Regions from separate parts of the Homo sapiens genome. Here region 2 is linked to region 1. A link is an interaction called in ENCODE POLR2A ChIA-PET data of the cell type or tissue named here. Cell type or tissue: PC-9. All regions are shown on one strand. Links, peaks and the distances in the headings refer to the core of each region. The heading gives the core; the rest is flanking DNA.

Region 1 (8,817 bases), core at 393-8,392:
CCTCAACTACCACAAATAAAATCAAATTTTGATGAGATAATTTTCTAATGACTATTATATTTTTGTCAAGTACTTAAAAAAAGAGGGCAGGGTTTAATACAGAAATCGATAATAAAAACATCAGTATTATAAGTTAAAATTTCCTGCTTGGGATCTCAGATTCTTACTCAAAGAATTTAAGGTAATTTTAACTTTCCACATACACACACTTAGCCTGCACAAAATAAAAGCACCAGGTGCTAGAGTCCCCTCCAAAACACCTCTCCCACCCTGCCAACAAAAGTCAACCAGATTGGGCTTGAATATTTCCAACGAATTCACTATCTACCTTCACAATACAGATAAAAATGTCTTTCTTTAAAAGTTCTAATTTTTAAAAAATTAAAGTCAAGTTTACAGAGATACAATGTACAAACAAAAAAATTCATACGTTCAGTTTACAGTTCTATGAATTTTGACAAATGCATCCAGTTGCATAATCATGACCACAATCAAGATAAGCCCCCTTTGTAGTCAACCTCTCCAGGGTTTGCTGGTCAATTTAAGCAAATTTTATATAGGTAACCTCCTTGGGTCCCTTTCCAGATCTAGAGTTATTAATTTTGTAAGAGGAAAAGCAAATAAGATAATAAAACCACCACAATATCATCTATTGGTTGGTTTATAATGTATATTCTGTCAATTTCCCAGAAGAATTTGAAAAAATTAAAACTCAGCTTGTGAGTAGTTTTTTTTTTGAGCCCTACATATAGTCATTAGACCTTCTGGAATCCCTGCCTGCTAATCTAAAAAGGGTGATGAGTAAGTAGATTTTTGGTAGAGAATAACAGGGGCATAGAATTTTGCAGATGTGGAGTGCTAAATAAATGCAGCATAACAACACATTTTTTGAAATGAAGATAGATAACAGAGGGACTTGTTAGATATCAAAGTCTGAATTTGTCAGACCAAGGGCTTAAAAAAGAGGCCCTTAGCATTTCACCTGGAAACACACTGGTATAAATATGACATACTAGAAACTACTCCAGGAGAGTTATTCTTATTATCCACATCCTCTCATGAAACAGAAAGCAATCAAAAGTAGGATGCATGTCACCACATTATTCTCTCTCCCTGCTCTCTGATCTGCCTGCTGTTTTGCCAGATCTAACTCTCAGTCTAGAAGACATATTTCTGCTTCATTTAAGTATTTACTGAGTAGCTACCTTTTGCTCAGGCATGGTGATCTATATTCTTTACCCACTGATCTACTAATTTCCTTTAATTCCAATTTTTTTTTGTTTTTTTAAGTAGAGACGGAAGTGTTGCTATGTTGACCAGGCTGATCTCAAACTCCTGGCCTCAAGTGATCTTCCTGCCTTGGCCTCTCATCATGCCTAGCCCTAACTCCTATCTTAAAGATGACATCTCTCCCTTTCTGATACAGAAAAAATACCTATAGACAGACTGTAAGCTCTGCTGCTCTCTCTCTCTCTCTCTCTCTTACTTTCATGGTACATAAGGGAGGCAGTCAGAATGAAGTCAGTTGTGTTCTTTGTCTAAAGCCTGGAACACTATTTTATCAGCCTCCAAAGAGCAATATGTGTAGATAACCAGGGAGGATTACTTGTGGGGAGAATGGGAGAAGAAACAAGTATTTACAGTCATCACTGAGGTGCCCATCTGGAGATGGTCCTAAAAGCAGAAAATGGCTTTGTGGCCACCACCTGACCTATCAGTGAAACTGCACCCAGAAGCAGCTGGTAAGACTTCTCCAGCCTCTCTAAAGCTATACACACACTGGCTCACAGGTCAGCTTCATGACTGAGAGGCAGTTACTGAAGGCCAAGGTTAGGCTACAGAGGGCCTTTACCTAGGAACAGCAGGATGTTGAGAAAAACTGGATCCCGGAACCAGTCCTGTTTATAAAAGCATATAAAGTTATGGAAACTGGCTTGGTTTGGACAGAGATAAGCGAAATATTTTGGTTTTTGAGTAGGAAATTTATGAGCAATAAATGAGCCAGTTTTAAATACATGCAAACATTTCCTGATGTCTCCTAAAGCTTTGGCTAGGAACTGCAGATAAAATTTCTGCAAAATCACAAATAATACAATGATTAAGATAGGAAAATCACATATATTAATTAAACACTGGTTTTGAATAATTCTGGGAAAAAGAAAGGTGAGAAAGAAAAAAAAGGAGGAAAACAAAGGAATAGAATAGAAATAAAAACCAGAATTTCTGGAGTATGCTAGGCTTAGTGAAGTTGTCAGGATTAAGTCTGCCACAAAAGAAATGAGCAGGCAAAGAGCCTGGCCCAGGAGATGAAGCACACCAGGGTAAAAGCAGAAAAGAATTAAGCCAGTGTTGAGCAGATTTATATGTGTTTGTATGTGAGATTACGGATTTCTTTAGGGGTATTTCTGAGGGAAGAGAAGCTCAGTACTAATCAGGATTTCTTAAGAATTAGATTTTTATTAAAGAAGAAAAGCATCTCAGTATTTTAAACATTCTGATTCTCTAACACATGAAAAAGTTGAATCCCTAGGCATTCTTTGTTTGTAGCAAAAGGAAGGTTGGACATACTTCCAGTGATACAATCCAATTCATAGCTAGTTTCTATTTCTGTAACTCTACTGACTCCTCTATTAAGCTTTTAAGCTCTTAAAAGGCAGGGGACAAGTTATCTATCATTTTGCGTCTACAAACAAGTGAACAAGGACTCAAGTAGGTGCCTGATAATTTGGCAACAGTGACTCGGCCTGCTAAGACTGCATAAATACCCATCATGCATGCTGAAATTCATGAGGATTATTTATATTTGAAACAGTAATTCACTTCTGGTTGTGAAGTATCCTGGCTAAAATAAAGTTGAAGCCAAGAAGAAATGCTGCCTTTTTTGTACAAGGCAGGAGGAGATGAAAGATGGCAGAGGAAGTGGAGTAGTATGTGGTCATTGTGGAAAGCCACCTAGTCCTCACTTATTCCCCCTACTGTTCCTTCTCACAATACATCAAGGATGATACATGGATTCTTTAATGCAAGTTGAGGGAACAGACAAGCTGCTAGGAGAGTGAAGCCGTTAAGTTGAGGACAGAAGCCAGAGTACATGGGTTCAAAGAATTTCCCTAACAGGAATTCAATAAAAAAACAGACTCCTTTCAACCCTGGAAGAGGCTTTGAAAGCAACCTAGGCCAAGTAAACTGGGGATAAGGGAGAGACAAAAAGTTAATACTGAATTAGAGAATCTTTAATTTAGTGCTGGTAGGGACTTTCAATATCTATTGTACACTAGACTATTTATTGAGAATTTACTAGCCCTGTTCTAGGTGACGTAAAATTATGTAATCTAATTCCTTTACTTTATAGAGGAGGAATCTTGATGTATATAGTGAGATAAAATGATTTCCCCAAGATAGTTAGCAATAGGACCTAAATTAGACCCCTCACTTTCATTATTCCACCATTGCCTCTCAACTTATTTGTAGGACATCTTTAAAAAACATTTTTGTGGTTTCACAAAGGTCTCTAACAGCGAAAAATAAACATCTCTTCTAAATTTAGGAGCAGAATCAACAGAAAAATAAACTCAGTGTAAAACAGTTCTGGAATTGCCCTGAACTAGCTGTTTAACTTTGGAAAGTCACTTGATCCTTCAGGGTTTCAGTTCCTGCAACTGTAAAATGAAGAGGTACGGTTATCTGGATCACAAACTCAACTGTCTACAGGGGCCAGTCAGTTAATATAAATGCATGAATCATGTAAGACAATAGGTACAAAGCTGCTTGTATTACAATCAAGCAAAGTGATTTCATTATACTGTTTATAAAAACACAGCTTACGGGCCAAACAAAATACACTTGAACTCTGGACTAGACCAGACCCCCGGAACTCCTTCCAGCACTTAAGTTTAATGACTGTAAAAGACAATAAGCCTATATCTACTCATTAAAACATCAGTCATATACAAGTTTCTATTAAACCAGAAAAATGGCAGTGATACAAACAAGTGAATAAAGACTCAAAGATAAACGAGCAACCATTCAGTCCACAGCTGATTTTACTTTATTCCACTAGCCTCCATTCCCCCACCATATGGTACCCACTTTGGGCAGGCAACAGAGATTATTATTATGGGAATGGTGGGCCCTGCAAATTGGCATCTAAAATTTCAAGGTGAAATGATAAAATCAGCTAAAGTTAAATTTAAGGTCCCTAAAGTACATTATAACTGAAGATCAAGTTTTATAGAAAATAAAATTTTCAGCAATTGATCACTCCATTAGTAAAGCATTTTATTTTCTACTCAAATATTTCAGTGCAATTCATCTTATATCTAAGAAAGTCATCCAAAGTAATTTTCCTACATAATATAAATTATTGTTTTATATACTGTTACTTTATCAAACCTCTGTTATCTGGCAATTCCTATAGCAGAAATGGTTGAACTCTAAAAAAAGGGGAGTAGGATAGGGTGGGCATAGAGATATTAAGAAATTACTTGACAGTTTTTGGAACATAATGACTATTTGTAGTTTAAAAAGGAAAGATATTTAAAAATTGAGACTTATTATTTGTGAGTCCAATTGGTTTTTAGAAAGGTTTACTTTACCACTCACCAAACAAACAAAAACCCTTAGTTGTTTACATGTAAAGACAGAAAAATTAAGGTGACCTTTCTTTCTTCTGCTGCCAAATAGTAAAACTCAGTATGACTATAATACATTTAATAGGCAGCTCCTCTATTTAGCTCAAGCTAGTCTCTCATACCAAAAACCAAATTTTTAAAAACTGAATATTTGAAATTATACAAACAAAATATGCTAAGAAAATTCTTAACAATGACCAAATGCAAACTTCATGTCATAGGAAGGTTAAGTACCAGAGGCAATTCCTTTTAATAGGATGACAATCATAAGAAGGAACAGTTACAATTCTGAATATGAAAGAGCTGTTTCTTTAGTAATAAACCAAATACAAAGTTCCGGGTTCATCTGTTCTGGCTGGCAAATCTTGCATAAAAAAGCCATACTTTAGCTAAACAAAAGCTTTTAGGCTGGCCCAGAAAGAGGGAATGAACAATTTGAAAAACATCTTTTACTGCCTGAGAAAATTTAAAAAGTGTCTGAAAGTGCCAGGAGACCTGCCTCAATGTGACTCAGGCAGCTTTCCAAAGTCCCTCAGCTTTCCTAAGTATGAGTCATAGGGGAAGGAGAGAGGGCTCCTTGGCAAAGATACAGGTTTTCCTCTCTGGTTCCACCCCCACCATTTTCATTTAAAAAAAAAAAAAAAAAAAAAAAAAGCTTTGATGTATAATAGTTAAATAGATTCCAGACAGGCTTAACTGAAGAAGTTTGAACACCAGGGAGGCAAAATATCATTGCAGAAGTTGCTATTGTTTGCTATTGTGATCCACAGACACAGGGAGCATCTTCTGCATCCTAAAAAGGGCTCGGCCCATTGATCATGTGTCAGATCATGGCTGCACTTTGTGGGAGAGAAGAGGATAACAAGCTATGAAAATACCTCTGCCTCCCTAGTTTCTTAAACACCACAAGCTCATATACTGAACAATTACACTGAGTTCGAAGGGGTGGGAGCTTGTCCTTTATGAGTGCACATTAAGCAGAATTTCAAGTGTGGTAGCAAGTAGACTGTCCACATATACATGGCTGCTACAATGAATGCAGCCTTTAGTGAACAGATACACTTTTTCCTTCAATAATCTTAGGCAAAAAAGTAAGAAAGCTGGGATTTTTTAAGCATGAATAAGGCAAAACTGAATGTTAAACTGCAGAGAGAATAGTTCTACTTCTATACCTATATGAAATTACTTATTACAACAGAATGGAGCATTTGATGAGGTCAAAGCTCCTCTCTTCTGCATTTGATCATTTATCAACCTACTATGAATCAGGATATTATGCTGGGCACTAAGAGACAAAGAAGAATAAACATCTCCTTGCCTTCAATAAGGTTAGATTGGGATGATCAAAAACAAGTATTTTCAGCCCCGCGTGGTGGCTCACGCCTGTAATCCTGGCACTGTGGGAGGCCGAGGCGGGCAGGTCACTTGAGGTCAGGAGTTCAAGACCAGCCTGGCCAAAATGGTGAAACCCCGTCTCTACTAAAAAATACAAAAATTAGCCTGGCGCAGCAGCACGTGCCTGTAATCCCAGCTACTTGGGAGGCTGAGGCAGGAGAATCACTTGAACCCGGGAGGCAGAGGTTGCAGTGAGCCAAGATGGCGCCACTGCACTCCAGCCTGGGCGACAGAGCAAGACTCCATCTCAAAAAAACAAAAACAGGCTGGGCGCAGTGGTTCACGCCTGTAATCCCAGCACTTTGGGAGGCCGAGGCGGGTGGATCACGAGGTCAGGAGACAGAGACCATCCTGGCTAACACGGTGAAACCCCGTCTCTACTAAAACAATACAAAGAAATTAGCCGAGTGTGGTGGCAGCTGCCTGTAGTCCCAGCTACTTGGGAGGCTGAGGCAGGAGAATGGAGTGAACCTGGGAGGCGGAGCTTGCAGTAAGCTGAGATCACGCCACTGCACTCCAGCCTGGGCGACAGAACGAGACTCCATCTCAAAAACAAAAAACAAAAAAACAAAAATAACAAAAAAACTCCAAGTATTTTTTGAGCATTGATAACAAGTTTAGAAGGTTAATTTATAAGCATCATAGGTAATTTCCCATGTATATAACACTGATTATTTCATAACACCCTGATAATAAATTTTGAAAAACTGGCTCTCAATAGGAAAATAAATCCAACTTTTCTCTCTTCTTCCCAATAGTCTGTCTTTTTTGTTTCCTTGGGTATATTTAAGAAATAAAAATGTTAGAGATAATGTTGTACCCTGCTTCTCTCACTTTCTAGAACAAGAAAGTTGGTGTCCATCATTCTCATGTTATACTTTTACTACTTAGGGATATGTTCTGTGTTGAGTTTTTCAAGGTGCATGACTTTTTGACTCTGCATTCAAGGGCCTGTCTGATAGAGAACTGAACCAAACCACAGTAATGCTGCTTCTCCAGGGGCAGAAGAGTAGGGAAAGAAGTGACAAAATTACTGTTATCACAGACATGAGAGAGGACTCGATGCCACTTTCACTGTGAAAACTAATTGCACTGCCACCAGGTAAATCTCTGACAAAGTGCTGCTCTGTGTTTGATTAGAACCCAGCCCCGACTCACTAACTGAGTCATTTAACCTAAGAATCAGTTTTATCATTTTTAAAATAGAGATGATAATACCTTAATCACTGGGTTATTATGAAAATCACATAGGAGCTATTTAGGCATTTTGCCGGCTTATAATTCTTTTTGGAACCAAACACAGTAAAAATATGCACATATACAAGCAATACTAAAATATATATTTTTAAAGACAAGGTCTCACTCTGTCACCCAGGCTGGAGTGCAGTGGCGAGATCACAGGCATAACTGTCTTTGGTAGTAGAGAGGTAGTTAAGATATCAGCATCAGAGAGAACTTCTCCTATGTTAGAACCTCAGGAAACTGATTCTAAAATGGATTCAGGATTCTAACCGGTAAAAGTTATATCCAGTTTATCTGGTAAAACTCTAGATTGATATGAAGATTAAAGAGATAAAACATGTAAAATTAAAATGCCTGGCACATGGTGCTTTCAGACAACTTGGACAGAGCAGTCAGCAGCAGCCTCATTCTAAGGGCCACTGAGTTAAGTATGAACTCTTATGATTATTACCATCCACACGGCAGGTGACTTGCAGAGCGCTGGGTACCTGTGTGCAGCAAAGACCTGACTGCCATTAGCCAGAGGGGATGGAATACAGTAGGAAGAACTGGGTCAGTAAGAGGGTAAAGAATCCTTTGCCCTCTCATTCCTCTCAAGACAGTCTCAAATGAGGAGCTGGAAGGTGAAGGAAAGGGGACAACAGAGAGGCTTTTTACAATCACAGAGGCCCAAAGCCAACCAGCAAAGTTTTGCCAGTCAGGCTGATGACTGGTGGCAGGGTTTCTGATCTTATTTATGACAGAAAAAGGTCTAGGAAGGAGAAGCAAGGGGATGACCTAAGGAGGAGTCAATTTACCTATCATGTTTTGCTCTTGGACTGCTTTCCACATGCTTGGCAAGGCACTGTTATAATACAATGGGGATTATACTGGTTTCCACAAGATTAGCAAAGCACTCTTATAATACAATGGGGTTTATACCTTGAGCTTTGTGTCAGCTCAGTGCCCACTAGCCTCTGGTTGAGGTAGACAGCTAAGGAGTGTGGATGCCTATGGAGGATAAACCGAACTACTGAAAAGAGAAGCTGCTAAGTGCTGCTCATGGCTTGGATCTGTGGTTGGGGCAAGAGCTCAGAAGAAGAAAGTAGTTATTTGTGTAGAACATGCCACCCATCCAAGGCTGGGAAATAAAGGAAAACACCAACTAAAGCAAAGCATTTGCTGCTGAGCAAGCCACTGACCCAGCTTTGTTTCTAAGAACCCCCTTTTCCATCACGTGCCCACCACTGGCAACCTGAAAGGAGTTTAAGGCTGAAAGCACCTGTTCCTGCTCCCAACCTAAATGGAACCATCAGCTCTTTCAGACAACTTGGAAAGAGCAGCTGACAGCAGTCACATGAAAACAAAGGCCACTAAGCTAAGAGAATATCTATGAACAACAAATATACAATAGTTTTTCTCATGTTGAAAAAAAATTATGGGTACAAATAACCAATAATAACTCTGTTTTAGGATTCTGATTTAAGACAGGCTCAAAAAAGGAAAGACAAGGGTGAGCTGTTGCTATAGTGACCACAGCTTTTGATTATCTCAAGGGTTTTTCACATTC
Region 2 (8,817 bases), core at 225-8,224, 84 kb before region 1:
TTTAACTTATGCCCTGGAGGAAGAAGTGCCTTCTAGAATCTCTTAATGGCCATAAAACATTGGCGTTGATAGATTTTAGAGGCAGGCAGCCTTCAAGGCATTCAATGATGAAAATAAAGAAACATTTGTGAAAATTCAGTGAAGATTTCAGAGGCCCTACAGGAACTAGGAGCTTCATACCAAGTTCACATTTGAGTCTGAGTTCAGTTTTAAAGGAAATGACTTTCCATGACAGAATAGTGTGAGATCCAGGCCTTACTCATGGTTGTTGAGTACATGCAGCCTCCAGCCACACGAAATAATACGTTCACCTGGTAAAGAGTGGGGGCTTCATCAGAATCACACCCAACTAGCTCCTTCTCTATGCCTTGTCTTCCTCCAGCGTCTTGTAGAGCTAAAATGTGATGACTCTTTTAGTTTGTATGGAGGAGGGTAAAAATGTGTTTTCAAACTGAGCAAGGGAAGAAGTTTCAGCCATTCCTTTATCTTCTTCCCCTTTTTTTGTATTTCCATTTTCACTTTGAGCATAAATGGGAATCAGAAGGTAGGAGGGAGGATGTTATTATGGATCAGGGACCGAGAATAAAGGGCAGTTTTCAGCTGTATGTTGGAAACTTAAAAAAAAAAAAAAATCCAAACCAAAAAAACTTTCTGTATTCATTCCGTTTTGGAAAAGACTCTGAAAAAGGAATCACATCTTTGATCAAGAGCAATGGTATTAGGTCTTTTACTACAAATTATACTTTTCTGTGAGCCTGTATTTATTTTGCCAGGCTTGAAATAGCTGATGTTATTTAAACAACTGTGTGACTATTGTCTAGGAAATGAGTGTAGGCTGGGAATAGCCTGGCTGATTACATTGTTTAGAAATGAGCCTTATTTTTTGCAGTCCCTTTAGGTGGGAGGGTTCATGAATGTTCCTGTGGTTGGTTGTTCCATGGTGTCTTCTGTTTATATCAAGTCAGTAGCCTCATGATGTCATCATTTTATTCTACCGTATATCATTTTAAGCCTACTGAAGAATGAACAGAGCTAGTTCCATTCCTTGAGACAGATATATAGGCAACATCAAAGAAGACTAATCTTTGATTAGTCTTTGAAATCTCCTAATCTACAGAAAGTAGAGACTAGGGCAAACAGTGGGGCTCCCACCCTCTCCACCTCAGGGACCAGAATCCTCATTGTGATTTGCTACAGGCTTCTTTGTCTCTGGAGAGCTTCAAGAGCAAGCTAGACTGACCATGGAAATAAGTGACAGTTCATTGGTCAGGGGCCTCAAAGTGTTACCTGGATGAATGAGAGGGTCTAGACTTAGGCCCAGAGAGAGCTGGGGATTTCATAGGCTAGAAAGACCCCAGAACATAGTACAATTCAGTTGCCTAACTCCAGTGTACACCATTTACATCATATGACTAGTGAATGGTACCCCTGGGCCTGGGGAGAACATGTTGTTTCTCCTTAAGATTCTGGTACATCCACCTTCAAAGATCCCAGGCCAGGGGACTGAGAAGAGTGCAACCCTGAGTCAGCCAGGGTGTTTGACTCAGTGGTACTCAGGGGACAGAGAGAGAAGATGAGCCTCCATGCCAGATGCATGTGGGTTTGAGTCACAACTTTGGCACTCACAAGCCACCTGGCTTTGGATCAATCACTTAATCTCTCTATACCCTGGTTTTCCATGTGTACAGTGAAGTCAGTCATACAGCTGCCATTGAGAAATGGAATCAATGTCATAATAATACTCAAACAATACATAATAAGCAGTCAATACATGGTGGCTATTGTGGCTCATATGAATAATAGTACTAGTGCTGGTGTGCCAATGAAAGGACAAACAAATGAAAAATACTGCTCTCTGTGAGACTCTTTTCAACCCAAAGGGCATCTTGCCCTGCATGGCCAGGATTCTGCAGATAGATGGACAGGGAAGTTGCAGTTGGTGAAGAGTCACAGTGGCATTCCTGACTTCCTCTGCCTGTCTTTTCTATCCCAAGGGACTTCTGCTCCCTCAGCTCACACTTAGGTTCTGCTGATGGTGTGCTGAAAACATAGGTGTTGAAAAAAAGCAGAGCTGGCTCAGCGCAGTGGCTCACACCTGTAATCCCAGCACTTTGGGAGGCTGAGGCGGGCAGATCACTTGAGGTCAGGAGTTCCAGACCAGCCTGGCCAACATGATGAAACCCTGCCTCTACTAAAAATACAAAAATTAGCCAGGCATAGTAGTGGGCGTCTGTAATCCCAGCTATTCTGGAGGCTGAGGCAGGAGAATTGCTTGAACCCGGGAGGCGGAGGTTGCAGTGAGCCGAGATCGCGCCACTACACTACAGCCTGGGTGACAAAGCGAAATTCCGTCTCAAAAAAAAAAAAAAAAAAAAGAAAGAAAGAAAGAAAGAAAAGAAAAAAACAGAATTGACAGCCAGTTCAGAAACCTTATGAAGAGCTAGTACTAAGTTATCATCACCAGAGAGTGAAAAGGACCTTCAAGTCCAAGACAGCACTGCAGACACATCACGCCATGCCAGGCAGGGGACTGAACTCAGTGCTGCGTGCAACCTAACATTCTGTGATGAAGGATTAAGTCATGCCACTAGCAAAGTGGGTGTGATTGGCGAGAGATGAGTGTCTGAGCTGGGGAGAAAGGAAAGAACCAAAATAATGGCAGAAATATTTTTATCCTGTAAAAGTAAAAGTCACTGTCAGTGTGACAATTGAAAGACCTTTTCATTCCCTCTGAGATATTTTCAAAGTGATTAACTTGAAAAATCTTCGATGTAAGGGCTGTAACATGACTGGGGGGGCATCTTTTTTTTTTCTCCTTCTTCTCTTACTTCTTGGAGGAAAGATGAAATAAAATGGTTTTAAGAAAACGAAAGACATCCTGAAAAAGAAAGTTAACAAAAACACAAAAGGAAAAAGCTCCCTATAAAAAGCTTACTACCTGCTCCCTGCAGTTACAGGTATCATTTTATGTTAGCGCTTATGAAATATTTCTAAAAAAAAATAAAGATGTTCACATGGGTTTTGCTTCCTTGCTTAAATTCTGTCACCTCGGTGGAGTCCAGGGTCTTTGCTGCTTACACACATTGTGCGGGACCCAACATAGTAGGGACTTGGTAAATGTTAAACCATCATCATTAAAAAAACACTTTCTCTTCCACTTTGAGTCCTTTAAGTTTTATGAATGCATGCGGGCAGAATATTAATTCCAGCACAGTGAGTGTTGCTCAGGAGTGATTATGCCACCTGGCTTGAAGCCTTCCAGTGCACTTGTGGGGATTTTCATTTCACTCATCATTTAAAGTTTGTCATGAGGGGTCTCTGTGAAAGAAAAATATAGAGGAGCCTCGGCTGGGTGTGGGGGCTCACGCCTGTAATCCCAGCACTTTGGGAGGCTGAGGTGGGCAGATCACGAAGTCAGGAGATCGAGACCAGCCTGGCCAACATAGTGACACCCTGTCTGTCCTAAAAATACAAAAATTAGCTGGGCATGGTGGTGCGTGCCTATAGTCCCAGCTACTTGGGAGACTGAGGCAGGAGAATTGCTTGAACCTGGGAGGTGGAGGTTGTGGTGAGCCAATATCACGCCACTGAACTCCAGCCTGGGTGACAGAATGAGACTCCATCTCAAAAAAAAAAAAAAAAAAAAAGAAAGAAAAATATAGAGAAACCTAAGGAGAGAAGACTCACTGGACATACTGTGTGAAGAGTTCTCTGACTCTAGATAGCTTTGTAAATAAGGCAGTTATGTTTCCTAGTCTATTTCTTTTCCAAAAGAAGGGAGGATGTGTGATTGCCTCTAGCCCAACATTTGTAGCCAACTGGATGAGATTCCATGCTTTTACCATCATTGACCCAAATAGGTAACCTAAGAATTGAGCTTAAACTGCTTCTCTTGCAGCCCATCTGTGCTTCCAATAAGGAATCTGAGTCATGTCTAGATTAGGAATCAGATACTTTTTTTGCCACTTGAGATGAGCTCATTTAATAGAATGCTTCCATTTGGTGTGGGATAAAGTATGGATATAGGAAGGAGGTGTCGGGATCATAGAGCTGTAAGGGCATGAGGTCCTGTGGGAGCAACCTCAGCCTCTTGCTTTGGGGAGGGTGAATGTGTGGATACCTGCACATTACTCCTGGCTCTGCCATTATCTTGCTGTGTGACTTCGGACAAGTCACTTAGCCTTTCTGAACCTTAATGTCTTCATCTGTAAAACAGAGGTTTGGAATAGATCCATATAAATTCATATTTCTGTAACCCTGTGTTACAGGCTATATGACTTTTTTCTTTTTTCTTTTCTTTCTTTCTCTCTCTCTCTTTTTTTTTTTTTCTTTTTTTTTTTTTTTTTTTTTGAGACAGGGTCTTGCTCTGTCACCCAGACTGGAGTACAGTGGCACAATCAGGGCTAACTGCAGCCTTGACCTCCAGGCTCAAGTGATCCTCCCACCTCAACATCCCAAGTAGCTAGGACAAGTACTTGGGACATGTACCACCACACCTGGCTAATTTTTTGTAGAGGCAGAGTCTTGTTATGTTGCCCAGGCTGGTCTTGAGCTCCTGGGTTCAAGTGATCCTCCTGTCTTGGCCTCTCAAACTGCTGGGATTACAGGCATGAGCTGCCACGCCCAGCCTGCTATAAGACTTCTAATTGGACTGCATCATTTCATCCCAGAGACCTGGTTCCCAGGGTTTTCACAAGGTAGGAGGCATTGTTTCATAGTTCAGGTGAGGGTGTTGATAATCTAGGCCAGGACTGTGACAAGGGTGACATCATCTGTGGTATGAAATTTATTTTTAGCATCAGAATTTTGGGGGCATCTTGAGTTGAAGAGCAGTGGTTCCTTCATTGAATGACACTAATTTGGCTATTCTCTGGGTCTCTTCTTACAGTTTAAAAAGGGGCTGATGATGGGCTGGATGGGAACTGTTTCCCTGGTAATGTTGCCAACTCATCTCTTTGCTGGTGCCAGCTTTCTTGTCTGAGTTGTAGAGCTCATGCCTGATATGACAGTGGCAAAGGATCATGGAAATCATGTGCAGGGTAACCAGGGAACCAGCGCAGTTGCCTTCAGTAATTAACTAAGACATCCATTCTGAGGTGGGTGGGACCTCAGTTCCAGCTCCTCTGCATATCCTCAGGGACAGGGTAAGGCTTGTGGTCTTAAACAGAAGAGCTCTCAGTCCGCTGGGTGAACATTGCTTTCCCTGCGTGTTTTTACTTGCAAGGGTATTTTGTTCAAACAATTTTAATATTTATTTGTTAGGGGGTTTTATCTCTATTCATAGGTGATATTTACCCATGAATGAGTATTTTTCTTGGAAGAGTCTCTTTCCTTTCTTCCTTGTTTTTTTCCCTCTTTTCAACTGGGTTTACCTGTTAGCAATTGGACATATATGTCTTGTATGATACAGTGCCCTACTGTTGCTATTTTAATACCATGAGAACTTTGAAAGGCTAAAACCAAAGTACAGGACCCACTGAAGCCTACACTTTACAAATAAAAGGTAATTTTGTCAGCTAATTTGTAGTGGATTCCTTGACCTTAATCTTTCTTGGTCCCCTGGTCAAAATATAGTCACCCAATTTGCTTTTTTTCACATGTCCATATTTTAATTCTTTGCCAATCATTGTCTGATAATTGTCTTAATTATTTGTTTATTTTTGCTCCTCTGCCCCTACTAGAATGGAAGTCTTGCTGACCACTATCTCCAGGACCTGGCATATAGGAAGTTCCTAATATATATTTGTCAAATCAATGAATGAATGAATAGATACTTAAGTCATAGAATATACGTCAAGTCCACAGACCCAGAATCTAAAATAAATCGGAATTTAAAATGTTGTACATCAGTTGGTTAAAACGCTAATAGAATAGAGATGTTACTTAGGGGATTCAATGGTCCGAAGGAGTCTGTGGCCAGGAGGAAGAACCAAGAACAACCAACAGTCCTGTTCCTGGCCAAAAACCAGGAACAGGACCTTGGGCAAGTCACATGACCTCTTGGGCTCAGTTTTCCCATCCACTAAATAAGAGGATGGGATGTAATGATCATTAGTTCACTTAGCCATTTATTGAACAGGACTATATCACTACCCTAGATGAAAAAGCAGTGCCATATAACCATAAACATATTCATTACATATAAAATATGCATTACTATTAAAATGTGAAAAAGCTCATAAGTGTATCACCCCAATCTTGCATACTGCCAGTAGAACATGTACTGCATGTTGGGAGACACCGTGATAGAGCATGCTATGTGCTGTGACAGAGCAAGCTACAAAGCCTAACTGTAGAACCAGATAGACTAGAAGGGAGAAATCCTAGTGATAGCAAACATTTCAGTAGCTCTGAGATCCCATCATGTTCTACCCTCACAACAACTCTTAGGGTAGGCATTATTATTATCCCCATTTAATAGACAGGGCTCAGTGTTACTTGCTCCAAATGACACTAGTGGCAAGAGGACTTAAACCCAGGTCTTCTGGCTGCAAGTCCCAGGCCCTGAAATTTTACCCTGTAATATGCTAGCTGTGGTTTGGCAAATGTAGGAGAAACTACATCATGTACAAGGTATATCCCAGCACTTTAAGCCTCAGAGAGTTTTCTCAACATTTTCTCCTAGAGTAATAGCTTCTGTGGCTTGTACAGAGCCTCCCTAAGCAGCACTGATTTCATGATCGTCAACAGAATCCAGGGAGGTAAGGGCAGTGTGCAGACCCCTTTCCAGCCTCTGGGGAGAGAAAGAAGTGGCCACTGGAACCTTGGTGGAGAGGAGTATTCCAGGATCCCGGTACACGATGGGCATCTGTTTGTAAAAATGCATGTAAATTTGGCCTCCAAAATATTCCGTGTAGTCTAGTTCTCACTGAACTGTGGCCCACTGATAACAGCAGTGTTCACTCCCTAGAGAGGTCGAGACAGCAGCTTCCCAGCACTCAGAGGTGTCTTCCTGATTCTCCCCCTGGCTCTGTGAGATAACTCCCTTTAGCCCTTTTTTTGTCTGCAGCCAGCAAGACCTGGTGATAATGTGAGGCCCGAGGCCGAGCTAATCCTCCCTGTAGAAATCCAACAGTGAAGCGTCTTGTCTTTATGACTATTCGCCGAGGATGTGTAAAGGGAAATGCAAGCCCCAGGCAGCAGTAGCTGGCTGGGTTCCAGAGTCAAAACTGAATTAAAAACTCATTAAGTAGTACTTTGAGCTCGCAAGCTGACTGGCGCGCAGTGCTGGGAAAGCTGATGGTGGAGGAAGGGAAGGGCTGGCTTCTTCCCGTTGGCAAATGGCAGACTGTGGGCAGGACGGGGCAGTCCAGGAAACAAGATGAAACACAGCCCACTTGTCTGTCATGCAGACATGTTTGTGAGTATAGCTTTTGGTACAGCCACATAATGTATGCTAATTGCTATATTCCTTCTTTTTTTTTTTTTTTTCCACGGGAAATGGCTCGGTGAGAAAGCTCTGAAACCAAAGAGGCAATGCAGAAATGCCAAAATGCAGACATTACAAAAGAGAGAGGAGGAACAAAGGGAAACAGGGGATCCAAATTTACATCATGGTTTAGCGTTCTGCTAAATCAGCACCTCCCTGGTCCATGCAAGTCATATGGAAAATAATTGAGCAGAATTTCCTATTTGGGTTGATTTTCACTGCATCTATCTCATAGGTTGCAATTTGTTAATTGGATTTTTTTTAAAACAAGAAGCAAAAATTTTACCCCCAAGGACTAGAAAGTTAGCAAGTTAAGTTGAAACTCCAAAGTAATTATCAGAGCTTCCAGAAAATATTAATAAGACAGTATGAGCTGGTTCTCTCTCTACTACTGTTCTGAACAAGACACTTCTCAGTTGACCACAAGACTCAGATGCAAACTGGGGAAAGCACACAACTGAGCCCACTTAAAAGAATCATCCATCTGTAAGAAAACTCATTCAGAATATTTTGTATGTGCCAAGCTGTGTACCTCTAGTGTTCCGTTAGATATCCTTTTGCAACTGTCATTCTTTAAATCAAATAAAAACAGACCAAGATATTAAAGGAATGCTTTGTCTAATGAAGCAAGAGTGCACAGACATTTTATATTGAAAGAGAATGGACCAGAAATGAGAAATATATTTTACTTTGTCATTGGAGTCAAAAGAAGTATTGATAAGTAGACTTTCTTTCCCCCAGTAACCCTTCATTTTTTTTAAATAAAAAAGTAACATTCTTTAGAGCAGTTTTGTAGTTACGAAACAGGAACTTTTATAATGAATTTGATTAGATGTGACGGAAGGAAATGCAAGTATTTTTCAGAACGATGTAGATAACACATTAAGGCATCATCTTCTGTCATTTAAGAATTATGAGAATAAAGAGAACTGGAGTCGGGAATGTGGTTAGACTCTCCTCTGGAGGGATAGCTGACGCACGGAAAGCACTGCTCCTCCACTTGGCTCTTGCCCCTGTCCAGCTCCTGTCGCTTGGCCAAGGCCCTGAGCTGAGGAGGGCCTCAGGCTTGCTCACCTCCTGCCTTTCCAATCCTTAACTTTGAAGCCTTGCATTTTCCAGATATCTGAGTTTACACTGAGCAGTGGTGCCCTCGGCAACCTTAGGGTGCTCCATCTCACCTTCCAGCTTCTCCAGCAACAGCCTCTGCTCCAAAATAAATGAGGTGTTCAGTGTTGCTTTCTGGGCAGGAATCAGATGTTCTTTCTTTCAGTTAAACTCCAGAGCTCTGGCAGAGCTTGATTTGGTCCATTTTTCTCTAGGGCCGGCTTACCTGTTGGCATTTTTACAGAGACAAAATATGCTCCCAATTTATACTATTTTATTTACGA

The links. ChIA-PET counts read pairs that join two places held together with the same protein. Peaks named below come from ENCODE experiments on the same cell type or tissue, not always from the same donor. Only the 100,000 strongest peaks of a DNase experiment are listed, where the experiment ranks them.
Region 2: POLR2A ChIA-PET joins it to region 1 with 12 read pairs; 3 of 35 experiments call an interaction of 5 or more read pairs at or near these places.

What each region holds. Positions count from the first base shown.
Region 1 is chr5:72,243,410-72,252,226 of GRCh38, forward strand. The region is part of intron 4 of MRPS27 (mitochondrial ribosomal protein S27); the gene reads right to left. Among named protein-coding and RNA genes, the nearest start is that of MRPS27, 72 kb to the right of the region's middle. RefSeq lists a silencer at 1,593-1,887. In PC-9, for the core only: a CTCF peak has its summit at 1,618; a DNase peak (open chromatin) is centred at 5,162; H3K4me3 peaks cover 369 bases; H3K27ac peaks cover 2,709 bases.
Region 2 is chr5:72,159,602-72,168,418 of GRCh38, forward strand. The region is part of intron 2 of MAP1B (microtubule associated protein 1B); the gene reads left to right. Among named protein-coding and RNA genes, the nearest start is that of MIR4803, 5.5 kb to the right of the region's middle. In PC-9, for the core only: no CTCF peak of the experiment used is centred there; no DNase peak of the experiment used is centred there.